Linked DNA regions of Homo sapiens: region 1 is linked to region 2. A link is a contact called in ENCODE Hi-C or POLR2A ChIA-PET data. All regions are on one chromosome and are shown on one strand. The core of a region is the stretch at or near the end of the contact, and the rest is flanking DNA. Distances in the headings are between cores, read along the strand shown. Region 1 overlaps GRM7 (glutamate metabotropic receptor 7). Region 2 overlaps GRM7 (glutamate metabotropic receptor 7).

Region 1 (7,589 bases), core at 4,321-6,820, 200 kb before region 2:
TCCAATAAACCTTATTTATGGACACTGGAATTTGAATTTCATATAATCTTTATGTCATGACATATTATTCTTGTTTTGATTTTTTCAACTATTTGTAAGTGTAAAAACTATTCTTAGCATGTGGGCTGCACAATGATAGACAGCAGGACAGATTTGATCTGACCTCAGAGCTATATCCTCGAGCTGACCCATCTCCTTCCAATAACTTCTTTTATTTTACCTAATCTTACCCAAGCCAATTTTTGTTGCCTGCCACCGAAGACTGACTATAATGTGTCTTGAATTTGTTTGTATCTAAAGGAGATTGGCTACAAGGTTCCCCAACACTATTCATTCCTTATTTGTTCATTCATGCATTCAATATGTGTTGAGTACCTTTTATACTCAGGGGACTGTAATAGGCACTGAGAATACAGCTGTAATTTAGGCTAATACAGTCCTGCCTTCCTGAGGGAGCTTTCTCCGCAACAGGCACAGACAATCCTGATGAGAGACAAAGGAGGGTATTTAAACAATCATCTGTGGCTATACAGAATGTTCTCTGGGGAGCCTGAATGTTCAAAAGACAAGTTCTACAGAAAAAGAAAAAGTGACAAAGTCCAAGATGGTAATAATAGGGTGACCACAAACATGTAAAAGAGGACCAGAGAAGTTTGGCTCTGAAATAAGCTGAAACTTACTGGGGGAAAGGTAGGGACTATCAAAGTGGGGGTTTAAAGCTCTAGTTTGTAGAGAAGGAAGAGGAATAAGCTATTAAAATCTAAAAACCAGTGATGTACACATGATGCACTTGGTTTAAGGCAATTTTTGTTGCTTAAAAGTAGAAACAAATAAATATTACAGATAACACTGGCTTATGTTCCAAGTTTTCCAGGTTTAGCTCTCTTTTTCCAAGATGACAGGTAATTAAAAAGGCAAAATCAGAGTTCTTACTTTTCAAGCCTTCACTGGTGATTCTATATCCTTCCTCTCCTCTGTTATTTTTTCAATCCCCTGATACTTAGATTTTGGAGGTCTGTCCTAATATTAAAAAAAAAATTTCCCCAGCTGAAAATATAAGCCTTGGCCCCGCTTGTCACGTACTCAGAGAAAATGAGTTGTGGCTGCCTTCTCTACCATGGCTTTCTAAAGTGCTACTAAAGAAACATTGTTACTGGGTTGACCCTAAGACTGTCTTTTCTAGGCTTGACTCACTTGGGTGAATGCACCTCTTCCTAGAGGAATTATAGTGAAAGTTCACTATGAAGTGGCTTATCAGATTGGATCTTACTTAGTTCCTCTTTATCTTCAGGGGATACATATATCTGCAGAGGATGTATACATACATACAATACATCTTATTAGTTCCTCCTTATCTGCAGAGGATACATTCCAAGACCCCAGTAGACGCCAGATAGTACCCATCCTATGTAGCCCCGTTAGATTCCATGTCAGGGATTGGCAAATGTCTACTATGTTTTTTCAAACTGTATGTGAATACCTAAGATGAAGTTTAATTTATAAATTAGGTGCAGAGATTAATAACAACTAATCATAAAATAGAACAATTATGACAAAATACTGTAACAAAAGTTACATAAATGTGGTCTCTCTTTTGTTCTCTCTCTCTCTCAAAATATCTTATTAGACTGTACTCACCCTCTTCTCCCTGTGATTTGTTGATATGATAACTGAGATCGTTACTAAGTGATGAATGGGTGGGTAGCATACCTGGTGTGGCACATTGGACAAAGGAATGATTCACATCCTGGGTGGGATGAAGCAGTACAGCCCAAGATTTTGCCATAATATTCAGAATATGTGCAACTTAAAACTTATTATTTCTGAAATTTTCCATGGGTCATTGAAACTTTGAAAAGTGAAACCACAGATAAGGAGAAACAACTGTCATATGGAGCAGAGAGTTCCAAACTTCTGCCTCTTCTAGTCTTCGCTTGCCAATGCAGATGGACTTAGGAATGCCTATTTCATCAAATGAAGATGGTGCTGGACTCATAGCAAGAACTCAAGAAATGCATGGTAAATAAAAATATCTTGAGCTGACTCTAATAGGACATTGATACCTTCCCAAAGTTTTTATGAATGCTGAACCTCTTATTTCATCTTCCTTAATTTTCTTGCAGGAAATGCCGTAAGAACCGTTTTTCCAAAAACAATTTTTCAATGCCCTAAAGTGAAAACAAACTAGCTTAAATGATTGCTAAAGATACCCTTGGGAATATATTCCAGACTCACCATGATATTGCTCATTAATGGAATTACACATCTGTAAGAAAATCATTCATGAGTATTTAGCAGGTCATATAACCAATTAACCTCTTTTTTATTGTGACATATATATTCATATGTGTGTGCATGTGTATATAATTATACACTAATATTATTTACTCTATAAATGTTTATTGACAAAAAATTATTTTTGTTTTTAAATATAAGGTAAAATATCACTTGAAGGAGCATGAAGAAACTTAAATTTAAGGCACAGATTGGTGCCTTCTCTCAAAAATCTCAACTATTATTTACCACTCCCTGGCTTAATCTTTATTTTCTATTTTTTCTCACATGGCTAATTATAAATCTGATTTTCACCTCTAATGGTATTTTATCACTAAACCCTAGCCCATATATTCTGGTTTTGATAGGTTCACTACAGCTATTACCCTCATCATCTCTATTCACAGAATCAACCAGCACTAAAAAATTGGCAAGTATCTGAAGAAAACTATCTAGACCAGAGCTTTCAGCACACAGACATTGAAAATGTGACTTTAGTTTTTAATTCTCCAGGTAAAAGAAACAATATTATAGATTATCTTTTTCTGCTCTCAGAAGCCACATATTTATTCTTGGAGTAAGCATAGAGGAAGAGGAGTGATTGCCCAAAGAAAAAACTCAAGGTGCAGTTATCGGAAGAATGGAAATAAGTGTTGAACAAGCAAAAGCTAACCAGAACTTGTATATATTTTCAGACCACATTAAGGCATAAAAATATGTAAGCATTCTGTCTTGTTTGAAATAAAACTGAGCCCCAAATTTTACAGTGCAAATTATTTAAAAGAGAAATAAAATACACTGAATTATAAAAATAAGCAGTATTTTATAAAAGCACAACAGCTAGAATAATCTAGTTCTTCCTCAATCATAACTACCAGTTAATAATCAACTCAGGTCTATTCACTGTGTCTTGAATATCAAAAGTTAGTAGAACTATACCTGTTCTAAAATTGGACTATGCATTAAGAGAGGACTTGGCCTCGGCTTTTATCTGCTGATAGGTTAATTGGTTTTAATTAGCTTGCATACCTTATCAGAACCAAAATAGTTTCTTTAGTCTGACAAATCTTTGGAGCATAGAGAATACTTTTTTAGAAGAAACGTTTTCCATTAGTTACAAAATGCTATAGCTTCTTTCCTTCTCAGGACTCAGTTTGACTCCCATCTGTTTACACTTCTCTATGTGGAAACAATTCCAGAAGTTTCCAAAATATATAGTTGGTATTTGCTTGTCCCAGTAGCTGTGTCCTGACCAGACACTCTGCAATAAGCCCACTGCTGTGGCTCCTCTTTCCAAGTTGTCTAGACTGGATTTTTCCCTGCCTCTTTCTCAGCCTGGTTCTCTAGGCTCAAAAGAGAAAATTCCATTTAATCCCCTTTTCTGAAATTAACCAGAGTCAATTTCTGCTGTTTACAATAAAATATCCCTATCTGAAAAGCATTTATCCAACTAATGTTTTTTAAATGCCCACAATCTGTCAGGCATTTGTGATTCACTGTTGGGTAAACAATAGGTCTATGCTTGTAGAAGCTCACACTGAAGACATAATTATAAAAATGGTGATATGAAGGCTGTCTGATAAAAGATGGTAGGTGTGAGAGCTATGGTATGTTTCTTTAAATATGGTACAGTGGTTTGAATGTTTCCCCCAAAAGCTCATGTACTGGAAACTTAATCCCTCATCTCTCACTAATGGATTAATGTTGGCTCTGCCCTCATGAGTAGATTAGTGGATTAATGAGGGTTCTGCCCTCATTCATGTTGTCTTCACAGGACAGGGTTTATTATCTGGGAAATAGATTTGTTGTAAAAATAAACTGTATCTGACTCTCCTGCTCCTGCCTTTTTGCCAAGAGCCTTTATGCCCTGACATGTTATGACACAAGAAGAAGGCCCGTATGAGGTACAGGCACCGTGTTCTTAGACTTCTCAGCCTCTAGAACTGTGGGCTAAATAAACATTTTTCCTTTATAAATTACCCAATCTGTAATTTCTTATAGCAACAGAAAACAAATTAAGACAGAAAATTCTACTAAGAAGTGGGATTGTTGGTATAACAAATACCTAGTAATGTGGACATGGCTTTGGAACTGGGTAATGGGCAGAAGCTGGAAGAATTTGGAGGAGTAGGCTAGAAAAAGTCTTTATTATCATGAATGGGGCATCAAGAGTGATTCGAGTGAAAGCTGGGAATAAGAGAAGACTAGGGAATGTCTGGACCTTAGAGATTACTTAAGTAGTTATGACTAGAATGTTGATAGAAATATGGACAGAAAAGGCTATTCTGATAAGGTCTCAGATGGAAATGAGAAAGGAGGTGTTGGAAACTGGAATTAAGACCCCCTCCTCCACCTTGTTATTAGGTAACAATGAACTGTGCCTGTGCCTGAGGGTTTTATAGAAGGCAGAATTTAAGAGTGATAAATTAGGATATCTGGTCAAAGAAAATAGCTAAGCTACAAACCATGCAGGCTGCTTAATGGCTATTTTTAACCACTTACAGTAAAATATAGAAGAAAGAGTTGATTTAAAGACAGAATTTATAATTACAAGGGAAGCAGAGTGCAAAGATTTGGAAAACTAGCAGCCTGGTGATGCGGTAGAGAATGAAACAACATGGAACCCATTGAGAAGGAAATTAGTATGGATCAAAGAAAGCCAGAGGCTATTAATCAAGACATTGGGAGAAAAACTTGGAAGACATTTTAGAGATCTTTGAGGCTGCCTTTCCCATCACAGGCCCAGACCTCCAAGAAGGCAGAATGGTTAAGGGGTTGGGCAGCTGGCAAGGGCCACCTCAGGTCTCTGCTCTCTGCATTCCAGCACATGGTGGCCTCTCCAGCTATGGCTCAAATGGTCCCAGTGCTTCAGAAGGTATAAACTATAGAAGGTATAAGTCATCGAAGGCATAAGTCACATGCCTTGGCAGTGTTCATGTGGCTCTAATTGTGCAGGCATGCAGAAAGCAAGAGCTGTGAACACATGACTTCCTCCAATTAGATTTCAAAGGATATCACAAAAGTCTAGGGGCCTAGACATAGACCACACGGTGGTTTGTCACACAAGTAGAGTTACTGCAGAGAGACCACAGTCAGCCAAAGCTGAGCTAAAATTTGGGATTGAAGTCAAAGCTGCTGCTAAGAGCTCCCTCTAGGGCAATGCCCAGTAAAGCCATAGGGTCAGGGTCACCCTCAAGACTCAAGAATTGTAGAGCCACCAGTGTGTAACACCAACCTGTGACAACTGCAGGCAAGGGACTCAGTCTGTGAGAACTGCTACATAGGCGGAGCCCTCCAAAGTCATAGGGGTGGGGCTGCCAGAAATTTTGTGGAGGAGGGGGTCCAAATCCCCACTGTGTCCTGGAGGCAACACAGAGTGAAAAATCATTCTGAAGCTTCAATGAATAATATTGTTTCTCCTGTTAGATTTTTGACTTACTTGGAACCAGTTATGCCTTTTTTCTTGCTTCCTTTCCCTCTCCTGGAATGTGAATGTTTATCTTGTGTCTGTCCCACCATTGTATTTTGAAAGTAGATAACTTGTTTTGATTTCACAAGTTCACAGCTGGAGGAAATTTGCCATGGGATGAATCATACCTTGAGTCACTCATATCTGATTTAAATGAGACTCTGGACTTTGGACTTTGAGTTGATACTGGAATGGTTAAGACTGTGGGGCTATTAGGATGGAATTAATTATTTTGCATGTAAGAAGGACATTAATTTTGGGGGCTAGAGACAGAATGCTATGGCTAAAATGTGTATTCCAAAGTTTATTTGTTGAAAATTGAATCCCTCTATTCCCATGAATGAATAAATTAATGAATTAATGAGGCTCTGCCCTCATGAATGGATTAATGTTGCTATCATGGGATTGAATTCATTATCGTGGGAGTGCCTTTATTATAAAAAGCAACCTCTTTCTGGTTCTTTTGCTCTTGCCTTTTCTTATCATGTGATGCTCTCTGCCATGTTATGGCAAGCAAGAAGGCCCTTACCAGATGCAGACACCATGCTATTGAACTTCCCAGTCTCCAGAACTGTGAGCTAAATAAACTTCTTTTCTTTATAAACTACTCGGTCTGTGGTATTCTTTTATAGTAAGAGAAAGTAAACTAAGATATATGTTGATAGAGGAATTACTCTAAGATGGGGGAGTATAATCTTAGAGCTCAGATCTATCTAAAGAGAAGGAGGCAGCTGATTGGAGAACTGAGGCATGAATATGCTACCTAGAGGGAAGAAGAAGTACAAAGAAGCAGGAAAAAGCTTGGCAATTTCAAGAAAAGTGGTTCAGCCATCTGACCTATTAATGTGCCCTGGTCTCTCCTTATTCTCGTTCTTCTCAGTCACTTGTGATAATAAAATCCTTATGAGGTAATCCTACTCCAAAAATGATATTATCTTTCTCTAAAAGTATTATACCACAAAATTTTTTATTGAGTCTCAACTTTTTTTCATACATTTGAGGCTTGTTACCCAAGATAATTTTAAATCTTTTCAGAGTTGCAAACATGTCAGATATTTTGTTTATATTCTCATATATTAGGTACATGGGTAGGTATTCTATAAAAGTGCATCTGTTGATATTCCCAGTGTCCATCCACAGAGAACAGATTATTGTTAGTTTGGTAGCATGTGAGGCAATAATGCTATAACAATGTTGCAGCATTTTGACCTATAAGTTGCCTTAGCTCTGCATTCATTAATTAAAGCAGTTAGGATGAAAATCTTTATATATCTCGTCTGGCCTGAAAAAGCTGACAGTTCAATTGGAGTTATTGGTTAAGTCCCTAAAGTTACAAGCTTTTATAATTAGCAATTGACTTCAGAGGATTTAAAAAACAACAGTGACAAACATGCCGACATTTCCAATCCCTTCTAACATACAGAAGTAATCATCTATCATACACCACATTAGCACCATCTACAGACAGTGCATGTACAGAGTGGGCGATCCACTCTGTACTGAATGATTAGAAGATACTGTTTTCAGCAGAATCGATTTGAAAAGAAGGAATAATCACCAGAGAAGTGCCAAATAGTGGGTATGCAATCTGCCTGGAATAATCCTAGAAGTCAAAAGAACTGAAATATATTGCATTTGATGTGATACATAAGGAGGACTCAGGCAAATCCTGAGAAAGTGTGTGTGTGTGTGCATGTGCGTGCACATTTTATTCTCTTGGTGGAAAGGTCACTGTCATCTAGAAAAGAGCCATTCCCTGGACTTGTTCCCATGACACTAAGAATCTGGAAAGGAGAGATATGACAGAGGAAAACAAAGAGGAGAAACATTATCTGGTCTCTCTTTT
Region 2 (7,322 bases), core at 3,773-6,272:
CATCATAAGATTCCAATGCCAAGGATTTGACAACAGAAATTTTAAAAAATACAAATAAATAGGAAGATATGGCTTATTCAAAGGGAGGAAAAATGGACAGAAACTGTCCATTAAGAAGCCCAGACATTGGACTTACTAAACAAAGAATTTAAATCAATTATCTTAAATATCTCAAAGAGCTACAGGAAACCATGGACAAAGAACTAAGTGAAAATAGGAAAAAAAGACATGACCAAAATAAAAAGTATCAATAAAGAGTAGAAATTACAGCTTTTACCACCCCTATTATTGTATATAATTTACTTACTTATTGTGCCTATTGATTATCATCTGTCTACTTCTGCTAGAGTGTAAATTCATACGTTAGCAAAGATCTCTGTTTTGTGGTCACCAGCAATTGGCCATAGTCAGTGTCTGACAAACAGCAGACAGTTAACACTTGAAAACTGGATGAATGTTATCTTCCATATCCAACAGCCCATTACTTATAACTTTGCAATATATAGAGATGCTAATGATGATGTGATGACAGTGAAATCAATTTTTAGGGGGGAGGGAGAAAGACGGGGGATGGAATATTACAATGTGGATACGATAACTTAGGGAGAAAGTTGCTGCTGACATAGTTAGATGAATCATTTTATAATCCTGAGCACACATTATACACATAATCAGTTCTCAATTGGGCAAGGGTCACATGAAATTCAAGATTTTAAGCTTTGAGGTATTAAATGATTTTAAAGGAAAAATCTACCCAGTGTCAGATGTGCTTATTCAATGAAACCCTCCAATAATATAATTGATGTCTAATTTCCTAGACCTGAGAAATGTTTTATCAAGACACTGGCGTTCTGCTTTTTTCTTTAGAATTAAAATTCAGGATATCAATATTTATACATTTCTAATTTCAACACAAAGGGTATTTGTTTAAAATATTAAATCTCTCTCTCTCTCTCTCTCTCCATTTTACAACTTTGCTGCCACTCATGAACCACAAGCTGTACTGACTTCATGATTGTAAGAGCATTCGTTAGTTTATATTTTCCCTTAGGGACAATTCTTGCATGGATATTTTCACAAAGTTCATAATTTCTATAAAAAACGCATGTGAAATAGCTTCACCTTATAATAGAAATTTACCAAAATATTATTTCCTGTGGTGATAAATATAGGGATATATATTAATAGCAAAGGTAACAATCTGTCTTGAAGCTATCTGAACTTTCACTCTACAGTAATGACTTATACTCCTTATTTTTAAAAAAATCATCATTTTGTAAGGCCCATTTATTCAACAGATATTTTGTAAGAGTCCATTAATTTACAGGTAATATTCAAGTGCTGGGTATACAGAGGTGAATAAGAAAGGTATTTTATTAAGAATACCTTAGGTTGCATATAACAAAATATATAGCTTAAAAGGGGCTTAAAGATAACAGTAATTTTTCTAACATAAGAACAAATACTAATGTAGATAATTCCAGGACTGGTTTGACAGCTTAAGTAAGGTCATCATGGGCCTAGGCTTTTTGCTTTTTCTATCTGTCTTTTCTGCCTTCCTCTGGTATTAATATTTCCTTTCTGTGAAGATGGCTATAGCAGCTCCAAGTATCCTGTCCTCACATGATAACATTAAAAACAGGAGGAGAGGCTGGGCGCAGTGGGTCACGCCTGTAATCCCAGCACTTTGGGGGGCTGAGGAGGGCGGATTGCCTGAGGTCAGGAGTTTGAGACCAGCCTGACCAACATGGTGAAACCCCATCTCTACTAAAAATACAAAAACTAGTTGGGCGTGGTGGCAGGCGCCTGTAATCCCAGCTACTTGGGAGGCTGAGGTAGAAGAATTGTTTGAACCCGGGAGATGGAGGGTGCAGTGAGCCGAGATCACATCACTGCATTCCAGCCTGGGTGACAGAGTGAGATAAAAAAAAAAAAAAAAAAGAAAAAAAGAAAAAAAAGGAGGAGAAGGCAGGAGTTTCTCATGTGAGAAGGGTCACTGCATACCCTGGTTTGGCTGGGACAATCACAGTTTATGGCCCTTTTACTTCTAAGGTGTTCTGGTTTGGATAAAATGTTATATAGTTGCCCTATTAACATGACATTTTTTTTTTCTAAGGGAGGGAAATATCTCTATGAAGTTCCCTCAGATAATGTCATCATCCATCCCAATGGTCAGGATTAAGTCACTTGTTCATCCTCTAACTGCAGGGAAGGTTGGGTAAGTCAGCATTTGGCATTTTAAACCAACATATTGGGAGAAGTTTTCTGCTTATCAAAAAGGCCAAGAGAATGTCAAGAACATCAGTCACAAATGACAAATCCACAGTCTCCTTGAGGTAACTGGAATTTCACCAAGCTACAGTCTGCAGGAATAAATGGAATAATATCACTCGACCCTACCAAGCCCCAGGGACACTTTCCCACATGGCTCTTGCAGTATGTCCCCAAAGGTTGTCCACCTACTTCTCTCATATGAGTCTACTGATTGCCTCCCTTCCTTTTGAGGAACTGCTCTCTTCTTCTGGGATCCTCTGGCCACAGTAGCACTGCCAAGACACTGCCAAGTAGCATGTTTTCTACTGACCCTGGAAGCCCCTCCTTTGCATTGCTGCCAAGACACCGCATGTGGTGTCAGAGCTGTTCAGACATCTGTGGCAAAGTAAGGGACAGGGCATCGCTCATCATTTATTGCCCGCTGTTAAAAAGTTCCAAAGCACTGCTCCTAGTGTCCTAAATGCTACCAAAGGTTTCAGTTAAACAGAGCTTGAGGGAGACAGGACTCAGATTCATCAATATTCAGCTCTCCTTTATTTTCATAAACAAGCTCCTTGAAAGGAAAATTTGCTATGACTTTGTTATTGGTTAATGATAGAGGAGGAGAAATCATGGACATTTCTTACAGGTAAAAGCATTTGTGAGTAGTGTATGTGAATCTACCACTCTCTTTCCAAAGCTGTACAGTGGTGAAAGAAGAATGTGTTGAGGCCGGGTGCAGTGGCTTATGCCTGTAATCCTAACACTTTGGGAGGCTGAGGCTGGCGGATGACTTGAGGTCAGGAATTCAAGAACAGCCTGGCCAACATGGTGAAACCCTGTCTCTACTAAAAATACAAATATTAGCCAGGTGTGGTAGCACATGCCTGCAGTCCCAGCTACTCAGGGAGGCTGAGGCAGGAGAATCACTTAAACCCGGGAGGCAGAGGTTGCAGTAAGCCAAGACTGCGCCACTGCATTCCAGCTTGGGTGACAAAGCGAGACTCCATCCCAAAAAAAAAAAAAATGTATTGAAACACAAGTGCCATAAGATTGAGACGGCCCAGATTGCAGAACAATACAGGGAGGATAAATGCCCTGGGAAGTCTCCTAGAACCACAGAAGACTTTACATGGGTGAGAAATATTCATGCATTCCATTAGTCCATTGAGAGTCTATCTGTTGCCACTATGTAGCTTAGCCTATCAGACTGAGATCCTTTCTTATGTATGGTCTGCCTGCCTGTTCCCTGTGGGATTTCACCTATGAGTCCAGTGGATGCTGGCCTTGGAAGAGGGAAGTTTGTCTTTTCCTTTTGACAATGAAAACTTATTTACTGGATCTGGCTCATTTTATCATTCTTCCTGTAGAAGAAGTTGTCTCTCAAAGCTCTTCTCAATTCTCAATTAGATTTCTGGAGAATGACCGCATAGTTCATCTACATTTCCCAGGTATATTTGAATCTATCTTTTTTAAAAAGATTTTTCTCTTTACTATTTTATTCTTGACCTCTAGAACTTGTTCATAAAGGATATATGTATCATTTTGATCCTACTTAATAACCTTGATATATACAAAGAATAACTAATTATATGTGACAGATGCTTCAAAGTGGAATAGACACAGCACACCTGAGGGGATGAGATGTGGAACAAGGCTGATGTGATGAGGAAAGGAAAGTATGGAAGGGTAGATGAGACTTATAATGGGGCTCAGAGAATGCAGAGATCTCATGCGAGAGGGATAAGGGAAGAGAGAAAAAAGAGAGTGGAATGATGTAGGCTAAATGGCACTTGGATAGGGTATAACTCAGAAACCATAAAAAGTGGAACAAAAGGCCCTGAAGAAGCTTTCAACCATATTTTCAAGTAGTTTGGGCTCAACTATATTTTTTCAAGTAGTCTGGGTTGCAAGTGACAGAAACCCACTCTGCCACAAATAGCAGGAGTACAGGTTTATCATGCAGTATCTCATTGCTCTCTTATCAAACAAGGTGATAGGGCCAAAAGACATACGCATTGCTTAGAAGCAGCATTGTGGTTCAAGGCAATATTTTCTTTCTCATTTTTTTTCCCCATTCACCTAGAGAAACCCTGTGACACAGGTAGACCATTGCAGGTAATCAAGAGAAGCTAAAGTAGGGCATATCTAAATTGGAGCCAGGAATATTTTAGTTCAGATCTTCACAGCTTTGTTCTTTCCAGTTTTAGGAAAAATAAAGAATTCATTCAAATCATAAGTAAAAATTACTATTATTTTTAAAAAGCTAGCTCTTTAATGCTGGGTCCAGAGTATGTTTTGTCTATTCCTACATACATTGCAGATTTAACTCATGAACCAAGCTGTTCTACAGTCCCATTTGAAAATCATCACCAATTGTGAGAGTCATTATAGTTAGTTTTGAAAATCTACCCTTCATTATACTAGCTTCCTAATGTTAATGAGTATGGAAGAGATGAAATTATGCTGGTCCATGACCCTTGTTGGCCATAATTAGAGGATGCCTAGGACAGCCTCCTTTCAGAGAAGCAGAGCACTTTGGAGGATGAAGAGTTGAAGGCAACGTAGGCCATTAGTACTCTGCAGATTCCTTGGAGGCTGCAGAGGATTATTAAGAGTCTAGTTAATGGGGCAACACATGAGTGAGGAAATGCCAGGGATTCCTTGGCTCATCAGACAATGCAGACACACTAAAAATTACAGAAGTGTTTTGGCTCAGGAGCTGGAGGAGTGCTGCCAAGTTCTAGAGACATTCCCCAGATTTCCCATAAACACTGGGCAGGCAGCGGGACCACAGCCACCCCTCCAGGAAACTGGCTCCTTTCATCATTAAATCGAAAGGGGGGAAATGACACCCTTGGCTAAGAAACACTAAAGTTCCCTTTTTCCACAAATGGAGAATAAGTACAGATAGAAGAGAAAGGCCACTTTCAAAGAGGCAATAAATCTGCCAGCATTTTGGCCTAACACAATTTCTGCTTATTTTGAATGCATACTCAGAAAAATGCCGGCCGAAAATCCAGATGTTTGCTGAACGTAGTCATGATATGGATCTAAAGGGAAAAAAAGGTAGATTACTGATTGGCTTTTCCCTTCCATCTGAGGGTATAGCATTATACAACACAAAGATATAGGAATGGAGCAGTATCATGAATATTTGAAAAATATTCTACCCCAGCATAATTCAATATGAAACATCTGCAAAACAGGAAAAAGATAAAAGGAAACAAACAAGAAAACAAGCAAATGACTGTAGGGAAGGACAGGAAAACTTACTTGCCCACATAGGCTCTGCTCCATTTATAGTTTTATCTTAGATTATTTCATAGTTTTGTTCAGAAGCTTTGGCATAACTGAATGCATTTCTTCTTTTTTAACTTTCATAGAAGTGACACTGTAAATGCATAGATGCTATCTTAATGTTCTGTCTGCTACGAAAGTGAACAAAACTTGATTGTTCTTTATAAGAAATGTACCTAGGCAATATGGCTAGATGGAAGCCACAGCATTTTTGTACATGGCCACAAAAAATCTTCACTCTTCTCTGGGTGAGATTAGAAAATTTCATATGAACTCTTGCTATTCCATCACATTCTAACATTGTTTTTAAAACAGTGCTCTCCAATTTCATTCTTTGGAATCTTAATTTTTACTTTGCTAGTTCATGATGCTGTTCTTTGTCTGATTTTGTAAATTTGTATATTTCTATATCTACATGAAAATAATATTTTACCTCAATAATTTGTTAAACCTTTGAGATAACCCAGTAAGTTCCCTAAAATATCAGGCATCAGGGGTTAATGGCCATGGAATATGTGCATTGTGTCTACATGGCATCCACAGCCTAGGAAGAGAGGACCTCAGTTGAAGCCCTGAAAGTTCTTCGTTTTCCTTGAATCTCACCCAACTCTTGCCCTTCACCCCTCCTTACAGTCACCTGAGTGAACTTCTAAACCTTCCAATGCCACCACAATCACATCTCACACATGCGGATGCTCTTCAGATTTTCAGCATAAAGTAACAAACTCCTTAGTACAGTTTTCAAGACCCTTTGCAATGCAACTTCTGGCCCACTTTCAAACTGATTTTGTGCCATGTCCTTATATGATCTGCGATTCCTCCATCCCTCCAGACACATAATCACTTAAGAATGTGTTTGAGCACCTACAACTTTCAGCAAAGAACCATGTGCTGGGGGTACGATGGTGCATAATAGGGATATTTCTAGACAGAGACAAGTAAAGAGGTAGTTCCAACAGTAGGAGATGTGTGGGATGCCATAGAAGGAATGGAAGGGGTTTCTAACCCACACTTGGTTGGGGTGAGATGGCCACAGATGGCTCCCATGAAAAATTAACATCTGAGACCCCCAAAATAAATAGAAGTCAATCAACCAAACAGTGTAGCAATGATTAGTACTCTAGAAGAGGAAAGGGTCTCCCCAGTGTCTTGTAAATAGGAACATTCTTAAAGAACTGGAAGGATTTTAAGAAGGCAGGAGTGCAGGACAGTGCTGCAGAATGAATTATTTGTATTTTCCCTAATGTGTCCTGTTCCTTCATTTCCCTGTATCTCTGAGGGAACTTTCATCCCAGTTATCACTTCTCGCATCCAACGATATCTTCCCCAACCATATCACCACCACCCTAGGAAAGCCTCCATGGTAACTCTCTGTGCCCTCCATACTGTACTTACAATGTTTCCCATGTAGTCTCTGCCTGTTCTGACACCTGCACTCAGCTCTGTATGCTTTGAGGGTGAGAATTTTGAGTCCTCATCTTTTGTTTTCCTGACTCCTAGCACTGAGCAAGGCACACAACAGATACACAGTTTTTCCAGTGCAAGGAATGGAGAAGGTTAAAATATCGTCCTTTATTCTTGCAACCCATCTGCAAATGCATTGGTCTGGGTTGTAAGATAGGCAATCTTTTCTGGATATGTACTGGGGAATGAAATTAATTCAAAGCCTCCCAGTGAAAACATGGGTGACTCATGAGATTTTTATCTCCTCCAGATAACAGAAAGGAAACAGTGACAGAACCACAACCTGATTTGTCTAAAAAGCCTAC

The links. A loop is a pair of places that touch in the nucleus more often than their neighbours do. ChIA-PET counts read pairs that join two places held with the same protein, here RNA polymerase II (POLR2A). Pooled maps may share reads with other maps.
Region 1: a loop to region 2 is called in a map of endothelial cell of umbilical vein, with 10 times the contacts of the local background. The contact joins two enhancer-like sites. A Hi-C loop is called at or near these places in 3 of 168 maps with a recorded cell type or tissue (cardiac septum, endothelial cell of umbilical vein and heart right ventricle) and 5 of 50 pooled maps. POLR2A ChIA-PET finds 5 or more read pairs at or near these places in 1 of 52 experiments (activated CD4-positive, alpha-beta T cell).

What each region holds. Positions count from the first base shown.
Region 1 is chr3:7,503,237-7,510,825 of GRCh38, reverse strand. The region is part of intron 7 of GRM7 (glutamate metabotropic receptor 7); the gene reads right to left. Among named protein-coding and RNA genes, the nearest start is that of GRM7-AS1, 28 kb to the left of the region's middle. Within about 2 kb of position 5,570, at least 5 of the 41 ENCODE cell types and tissues checked have a DNase peak (open chromatin) inside an H3K27ac peak, as active enhancers do; they include endothelial cell of umbilical vein, where a contact is called at or near this core.
Region 2 is chr3:7,307,556-7,314,877 of GRCh38, reverse strand. All of the region lies in intron 4 of GRM7 (glutamate metabotropic receptor 7), which reads right to left. Among named protein-coding and RNA genes, the nearest start is that of GRM7-AS1, 220 kb to the left of the region's middle. Within about 2 kb of position 5,022, at least 5 of the 41 ENCODE cell types and tissues checked have a DNase peak (open chromatin) inside an H3K27ac peak, as active enhancers do; they include endothelial cell of umbilical vein, where a contact is called at or near this core.